2 separate regions of the Homo sapiens genome follow, and region 2 is linked to region 1. Evidence: chromatin contacts called from ENCODE Hi-C data. All regions are on one chromosome and are shown on one strand. The core of a region is the stretch at or near the end of the contact, and the rest is flanking DNA. Distances in the headings are between cores, read along the strand shown. Region 1 holds the start of HNRNPF (heterogeneous nuclear ribonucleoprotein F). Region 2 holds the start of ALOX5 (arachidonate 5-lipoxygenase).

Region 1 (3,740 bases), core at 894-3,393:
AGACAACCACGTATTTAACTTTTAAAAATATAACTAAGTAGAAAGAATTATATGCGTGTATTTTTGGAAGAATTAAGATGACTTTTGGGACGGAACGACTGAAAACTACGCTTTCAGAACTCCCTGCCGCCTGAGGCTGTGGCCCTGACCCCGGCGCAGGGCCCGCCCCGCGCGGTTCCGGGAAGCCGCCGCCGCCGCCCGTTGCCCTTCGCGCGCAGCCGCCAGCGCGCGCCTCGCGTCCCGCCACGCAGATGGCCGGCCCGAGCCCCCAGCGCCCGCGAGCAGTTTCGAGAACTAAAGAGGCGCGTCAGCTCGTCCCCGGGCCGCCCGCGGGCAATGGCCGAGCTCGGCTCTCCTTCCACCCTCCGCCGGGACACACGCGGAGCCGAGCGGGGGTCCCAGGCGCCTAGGGGGAGGGGTTCCCGCGCCCGGGGCGGCCTTGGGGGGAGGGCGAGTCGGGTGCCTTGCTCCTCAAAACCCTGGTCCACGACTCTGCGGTTGGGGGAGCCGGGCAGCCGGCGCAGCAGGAGCCGGGCCCCGTCCACAAGTTTCCTACGAGCAGGGCGGAATCGACGAAAATACTTAATACAAACAAACAAAAGGAAAAAAAAAAGGACGACTAAGCTGAAGAGCGCGCACGAGTCAGATTTTCACCCCAAATACAAACACGATACCTCTAGGAGCAGGAGACCAATACAGGGACCGCGCTCCGAGGACACGCGGCGCAGCCGAGGAGGAAAAAGGGCCCGGGGCCGAGAGCTAAGGCTACGGGAACCGGGCGTGGGAGGAGGGCGGAGCCAACTCCCCACAAGGAAGTCTTGTGCAACTCTCAGGCGCCTGCAGCCACGTGAGCGCGCGGCTTTCATTTTACTCAGGTATTATTACTATTATTACTTCTTTTGAGACAAGGTCTCATTTCCGTCGCCCGGCTGGAATGCAGTGGCACAATCACTGTCACTGCAGCCTCGACCTCAGAGCAAGCGACCCTCCCGCCTCAGCCTCCCGAGTAGCTGGGACAACAGGCGCGCGCCACCACACGTGGCTAATTTTTTTTTCTTTACTTTTCAGTAGAGACAGTCTATGTTGCCCAGGCTTGTCGGGAACTCCTGGGCTCAAGAGATCCTCCCGGCTGGGCCTCCCACTGCGCCAGGCCTGTTCTCACTTTCAGAGCCCTCCGGCAGTCGCCAGCTCCCCGCCAGGGGGCCGGACTAACGCACCCGGCCGTCCGTGCCTTCCCCGCGCTTTCCTGACTCCAAAATCTCAGCCCGCGGTGCTCACCGCGTGGGACCACTGTCTGGGCGTGCGGCTCTCGACCTCCGACGCTGCGTCTCCCGATCCCAGTGGGTCCAGTTCTTGCCGGTCCCACGTACGGGCCCCTCGACCTCGAATCCCGTCACCCAAATCTCAGCGCCACGGCCCCTCATTATGTGCAGTCCTCGCTCGGTCCCAGGTTTGCGGCGCTTAAACTCAGATCGCTCTTCCCTGATCCCAAATCCCAGCCCCAGCCCAACGATCCCCACCCCAATAGGCCCAGTCCCCAGGTAGTCCGGGTACGGGGCCCTGGACTTCGGATAGTCTCCCTAATCTCAAATCCCACCCCCCGTCCCCACCCCCAGGGGGACCCGGTCCCCGCTAGGTCCCGGGTGTGCGGCCTTCGACCTCGGAGACTTCGGCCGCCCCTCACCTCGGCCTCCGAGTCTCTACACTCCCGCTCTCATATCAGGCACCCCGGTGGTCCCTTGGAGCACCTAGAGGAGGGTGGGACGCGGGGAACTTGGCAGTTGTAGCAGAGGCAGTTGAGGCTTGTTGACCATCACCATGGAAACCCCCGCCTGCGAGCACGGGGCGGAGCCTACGAGGGGCGGGGTCAGGCGCGCTGCCGGCCCCAATCCTCAGCGCCTGCCCGTCGAGCGCACGCGGCTTTGCCGGAAGCCCTCCTGCTCCCGGCGAGCCAGGCCCCGACTAGGCCCTACTGCCCGGCTCAGCCCTTTGCCCTGGACACCAGGAAACAGAAGCCCAAGGAGCCCGCGTCCCCACCCCCTGCTACCTGCCGGCGTGACAGCGATTCGGTGGCCCCCCGAACCCCACCTTGAGGAAGACGCGGCGCAGTCCTGCTTCCACGACGGAGCCGGAAGGACGCAAGGACCGCGGCAGGGCGGAGTTTCTGCGTCCGGCGTCCGGGGGCGGGGCCGCGACGGCGCATTGTGACGCGCCAGAGCTGAGCCGCCGGTTGGCCGGCTGGGCGCGGAGCAGAGCCGACACGGCTGGCGGGGGAGGCGGTGGAGGCGGACAAGCGAGGACGTTTCTGGAGAGGAGAAGGGAGGGGAGGGGAGGGGATAGGGGGAGGGGGAGGAGGAGGAGGGAGTGGAGCGGCGGGAAAGATCCCTCTGACTGCCCCTGAGGCCCTGGAGGAAGGACACTGGTGAGCCCCGCAGGACACTGAAATGTGCGCCGAAAGGACGCCTGATGGAAGACTAGGATGGGAAAAGGAAATGAGAGCCGATGGCAGGGCGTGGTGGCGCAAGCCTGTGGTCCCAGTAATTTGGGAGGCTAAGGCGGGAGAATCGCTTGAGCCCGGGAGGTCGAGGCTGCAGTGATCCGTGACTGCTCCATTGCGTCCAGCCTGGGCGACAGAGCGAGGCGCTGTCTCAAAAAATAAAATAAGGAAAGTAGTACACTGAAGGCCGGGCGCGGTGGCTCACGCCTGTAATCCCACCACTTTGGGAGGCCGAGGCGGACGGATCAGGCGGTCGGGAAATCGAGACCATCCTGGCCAACATAGTGAAACCCCTACTAAAATACAAAAAAATTAGCCAGGCGTGGTGGCGCGCGCTTGTAGTCCCAGCCACTCGGGTGGCTGAGGCAGGGGAATCGCTTGAACCCGGGAGGCGGAGCTTGCGTGAGCCGAGATCGCGCCACTGCACTCCAGCCTAGCGACAGAGCGAGACTACGTCTCAAAGAAAAAAAAAAAAAAAAGGTACACTGAGTACTCCGGAGACCGCCTAAAGGGGTCTCAGAGCAGGGCGTTAGGAGGGATTTGTCAGGTTGAAGTTGCTCAGGTGATAAATTCCGTGGTGTGAGAAGCCCCCAAACCTCAGAATGTAACTCAGACCCAGGTCGAGGGCAAGATTTTCAGTCACAGAGCACCTGAACACACAGATTTGGTGGCTAATGGCTAAGCCAGGGACAGATTTTCTTTCTTTTCTTTTTTTTTTTGATGTATTGTAGGGCTAATAATTGTAACCATTTTATTTTGGTGGATCTTCTTCATGAAGAGATGATGTCAAGGCACTCATCACAGGTTAAGCTGAACATTGTTACTATTGTTATTATTTCCAGACTGAGTATCGCCCTGTCATTCAGGCGGGAGTGCAGTGGTACAATCACGGCTCACTGCAGCCTCGACCTCCTGGGCTCAAGCGATCCTCCTGCCTCAACCTCCTGAGTAGCACCACCACTCTCGGCTAAATTTTGTATTTTTTGTAGAGGCGAGGTTTCGCTGTGTTGCCCGGGCTGGTCGGGAACTCCTGGACTCAAGCCATCCGCCCACCTACGCCTCCCAGAGTGTTGGGATTACTGGATTGAGCCACGCATCTGGCTGAACGTTATTTTTTAAATCACCAGAGAAAGTAAAGGAGTGCTCAAAATAGTGTCAGATGATGAGTGGGATGATTGTGATGAAGGAAGGAGTTTGTTAAAAGAAAAAGCTAGTTCCAAGAAAGAGAATGGAAAGAGTAAAG
Region 2 (3,740 bases), core at 445-2,944, 2.0 Mb after region 1:
CTATAGCACTGCGGTAATCAAGCAGTGTGGCACTGTATAGCATGTACATTACAGATCAGTGGACTAGAATCAATGTCCAGAAATAAACCGTTATGTTTATAATGAATTACTTTTTAATAAGGTGTCAAGACAACGCAATGGGAAAAGAATAATGAATTCAACAAATGATGCATGGACAACCGGACATGCACATGCAACACAATGAATTTGAATTCTTCTATCGCTCCATGCATAAAAACTAACTCAAAATGGGTCACGGATGTAAATGAAAAGCTAAAACTATAATAATCCTAGAGGAAAACCTAGGAGTAAATCTTTAAGATGTTATTGTAGGCAGTGGTTTCTCAGATAGGACCCCAAAATCACAAGCGACAAAAGAAATTGGACTTAAAGTTAAATACTTTTGTGCTTCAAACATCATCAAGAAAGTGAAAACACAACCCGCAGAAGCAATAAAAATGTCTGTAAGTCATGTATCCGATTAGAGACTTCTATCCAGGATATATAAATAATGCAATTCAATGATAAAAAAGATAAATAGCCCAGTTTTCCAAAGAGTCAAGCATCTGAATATACATCTCTCCAAAAATATACAGATATCCAACAAGCATGTGAAAAGATGTTCAAAGCCATTTGCCAGGTGCACAAACCCAAGACAGTATGAGGAGATGCTACAGGGACTCTGCTGCTTCACAGACATGAAGCGTTGGTGAGAATGTAGGCAGCCGCCTTTGGGGACTTCACATCCCCGCCGCCCCACGCACGGTGAGCTAGTGTTTAAACTTAGCCGAGATCAATACACGCGACTGTGTGCCCGTCAGACCCTGCGCTGCCGGCGGGGCTGGGAGAGGCGGGCGCCAGGAGTGGGCGGGAACCTGGGGGTCAGGCCCCAGCCGCGGGAAGCCGCCCAGGAGCGCGCGAAACCTTCTCCACACCCTTCCAGGCATTTGCCCGCCGCGATTCAGAGAGCCGACCCGTGACCCCTGGCCTCCCCTAGACAGCCCCGCATGTCCAGATGTGCCGTCCCGCCTGCCTCCCGCGACCACTGGCCATCTCTGGGCCTGGGCGCGGTCTCGGCGCCCGCCTGCCCCCGCCAGGAGCCGCAGGTCCAGCCAGTGAAGAAGCCCGCGCTGAAGGAGCCTCTGTGCTCCAGAATCCATCCTCAGTATCAGCGCTGGGGTGGCCTCCTCCAGGAAGCCCTTCTGATTCTCTCATGGGTCGCTCTTCCTCTGCAGACTCCCGGAGCACCCCTGCTCCAAGTACCGCAAGTGGCACTGAGAACTTGGGGAGAGCAGAGGCTGTGCCTAGATTTGTAGGGAGTCCCCGCAGCTCCACCCCAGGGCCTACAGGAGCCTGGCCTTGGGCGAAGCCGAGGCAGGCAGGCAGGGCAAAGGGTGGAAGCAATTCAGGAGAGAACGAGTGAACGAATGGATGAGGGGTGGCAGCCGAGGTTGCCCCAGTCCCCTGGCTGCAGGAACAGACACCTCGCTGAGGAGAGACCCAGGAGCGAGGCCCCTGCCCCGCCCGAGGCGAGGTCCCGCCCAGTCGGCGCCGCGTGAAGAGTGGGAGAGAAGTACTGCGGGGGCGGGGGCGGGGGCGGGGGCGGGGGCGGGGGCAGCCGGGAGCCTGGAGCCAGACCGGGGCGGGGCCGGGACCGGGGCCAGGGACCAGTGGTGGGAGGAGGCTGCGGCGCTAGATGCGGACACCTGGACCGCCGCGCCGAGGCTCCCGGCGCTCGCTGCTCCCGCGGCCCGCGCCATGCCCTCCTACACGGTCACCGTGGCCACTGGCAGCCAGTGGTTCGCCGGCACTGACGACTACATCTACCTCAGCCTCGTGGGCTCGGCGGGCTGCAGCGAGAAGCACCTGCTGGACAAGCCCTTCTACAACGACTTCGAGCGTGGCGCGGTGAGCGCGGGCGGGGCACGGGTGGAGCGCGGGCTGAGGTGCGTCCGGGACCCGGTTTGGACGGCAGAGGCCTGGGCGGGGGCGCCGAGGGCCCGTCGGGGCGGCCCGGACAGGACTGGGGGTGTCCAGGACCCTGTCAGGGAGGGCAGAACTGCGGTGGGGCGTGCCCTGGGCTCCCAGTGGCCGGTGGGTACCCTGGTGGGCAAGCGTCCAGGACCCCTCGCGGCGGCCGCGACCCCTGTCGGAAACGGAGACTTCCCGCGTGCCGCCTGCAAGGCGTCTTCCCTGGGAGGAGAAGGCCCAAGGTTTCCCCTCCACTTCAAGATCTGGGCTCCGAGGCTCCGGAGCCCCCTTCACTGGGCCGCGTTTCTTGTGCCACCTCTTCCTTAGGCTCCTTCTGCAGGTCGCACAGGGAGGGAGAGGCAGATGAGTCATGCTCACAGAACTCTGAGGGCACCTCGGAGCAGCCAGCTGTGAGCCGTGGGGAAGGGTGCACGTCAGCGGGTCCAGAGGCCTGAGTTCTGTCCAGACATGACCACCAGCTCACTCTACCGTCTGTCTGGGCCTCAGTTTCCCCAGCTGAAAATGGAGGGTTGGCTTCAGTCTGGTCCATGAGTCATGGGTGAGCCCAGGCCCATCTGGTGGCTCAGACGGCACCTGGGCAGCTTACATTCTCAGGACAGTCCCCAGAGGAAATTAAAGGGAAGGAACAGAACCCAGGCCAGGAGAGGCTTTTCCTAAATGGAGGGGCTGCACTCCCTCCCAGCAGAATGTACACCAGGGAACACTTCCACGCTAGGTGTGAGGACGCGAGGGAGCCCTCAGCATTTGGAAGCTAGTTCCTAATGCTGATCTGGACCTGAATTCCAGCCCCACGACTCTTTTCCATGAGCATGGGCAGGTCGCAGTTCTCACTGAGCCTTTAATGAAGTGCCTAATCCAGTACCTGGCACAGAGGAAGCGCTCCGTAAATGACTGGTAATAGTCCCAGACATACTGCAGGTGCGCAGGGAATATCAGTTCCCTTCCACCCCACCCCAGCTCCTAACTGGACCAAAAAGATTTAGACTTTACCAAGCTGCCTTCTCACCATTTAGTTTATTATTTGATCAAACCTTGTGAAATTGCTCATAATGGACAAATACAACCGGCAAGTTCATGTTTCAACTGATTACTCTTGGATAAAATTTGTGTTTTAGGTGTGCAGAGCCTAAAGTAAGTAAAAACTACTCTTTTTCTGGATTCCAAGCTCTCCATGGGCTCGATTCCTATCCAGGAGCCCATACCCTCGCTGTAGCACGACATGGCCCTCAGCCAAGTTCACTAGCATCCTGGCTTGAGCTCCCTTCAAGAAGAGTTAGGTGTTGAGTACAAGAGCAACCTTCAGTTGCTTAGTTGCCCCAGTCGGGGAACTGACCCTGAGGACTGCGGTGCCCTGGAGTTAATGTGTCGTCCATTTAGGGTGATGGCACCCTCTGCCATTTCTGACGCACCTTCATTTACTTCCATTATTTCATGGATTCCCCACACCTGGGGGAGAAGGACAGGGTACAGGCTACTTCCCCTTTGTAAGTGCTTCCTCCTCCCCATTCTCCTCCACACATCATAAGGTTCTAGAAGCACAGGCCATTGGTGTGCTCACACTGCACAGCACGGGCACCCCGTGTGTGCTTTCCTCCTGCAGGGGACATGATAACGTGGCCATAGCGGGCTCTTCGGACAAAGAGTGAAGGCACTGTTTTGTCCACTATCTCCCTCTCTCGGTCTGTCTTCCCCTACCCTGAGAAGTCATTCAAATGACATTATAATTAAACACCTCAGCCGGAATCCCA

What was found. Hi-C counts contacts between places; a loop is a spot of excess contacts on that map. Pooled maps may share reads with other maps.
Region 2: a map with no recorded cell type shows a loop between it and region 1 (5-fold over the local background). The contact joins the promoter of ALOX5 here to the promoter of HNRNPF in region 1. A Hi-C loop is called at or near these places in 4 of 37 single-sample maps with no recorded cell type and 3 of 50 pooled maps.

The regions. Positions count from the first base shown.
Region 1 is chr10:43,407,043-43,410,782 of GRCh38, forward strand. HNRNPF (heterogeneous nuclear ribonucleoprotein F) reads right to left here and starts at 2,144. Exons shown (of 4, transcript NM_001098204.2): 1 at 2,089-2,144. RefSeq lists silencers at 114-483, 1,764-1,883, 2,334-2,563 and enhancers at 654-713, 854-903, 871-1,474, 914-1,253, 1,984-2,043.
Region 2 is chr10:45,372,522-45,376,261 of GRCh38, forward strand. ALOX5 (arachidonate 5-lipoxygenase) reads left to right here and starts at 1,695. Exons shown (of 14, transcript NM_000698.5): 1 at 1,695-1,908. The coding sequence starts at 1,759. RefSeq lists enhancers at 1,463-2,073, 2,074-2,682.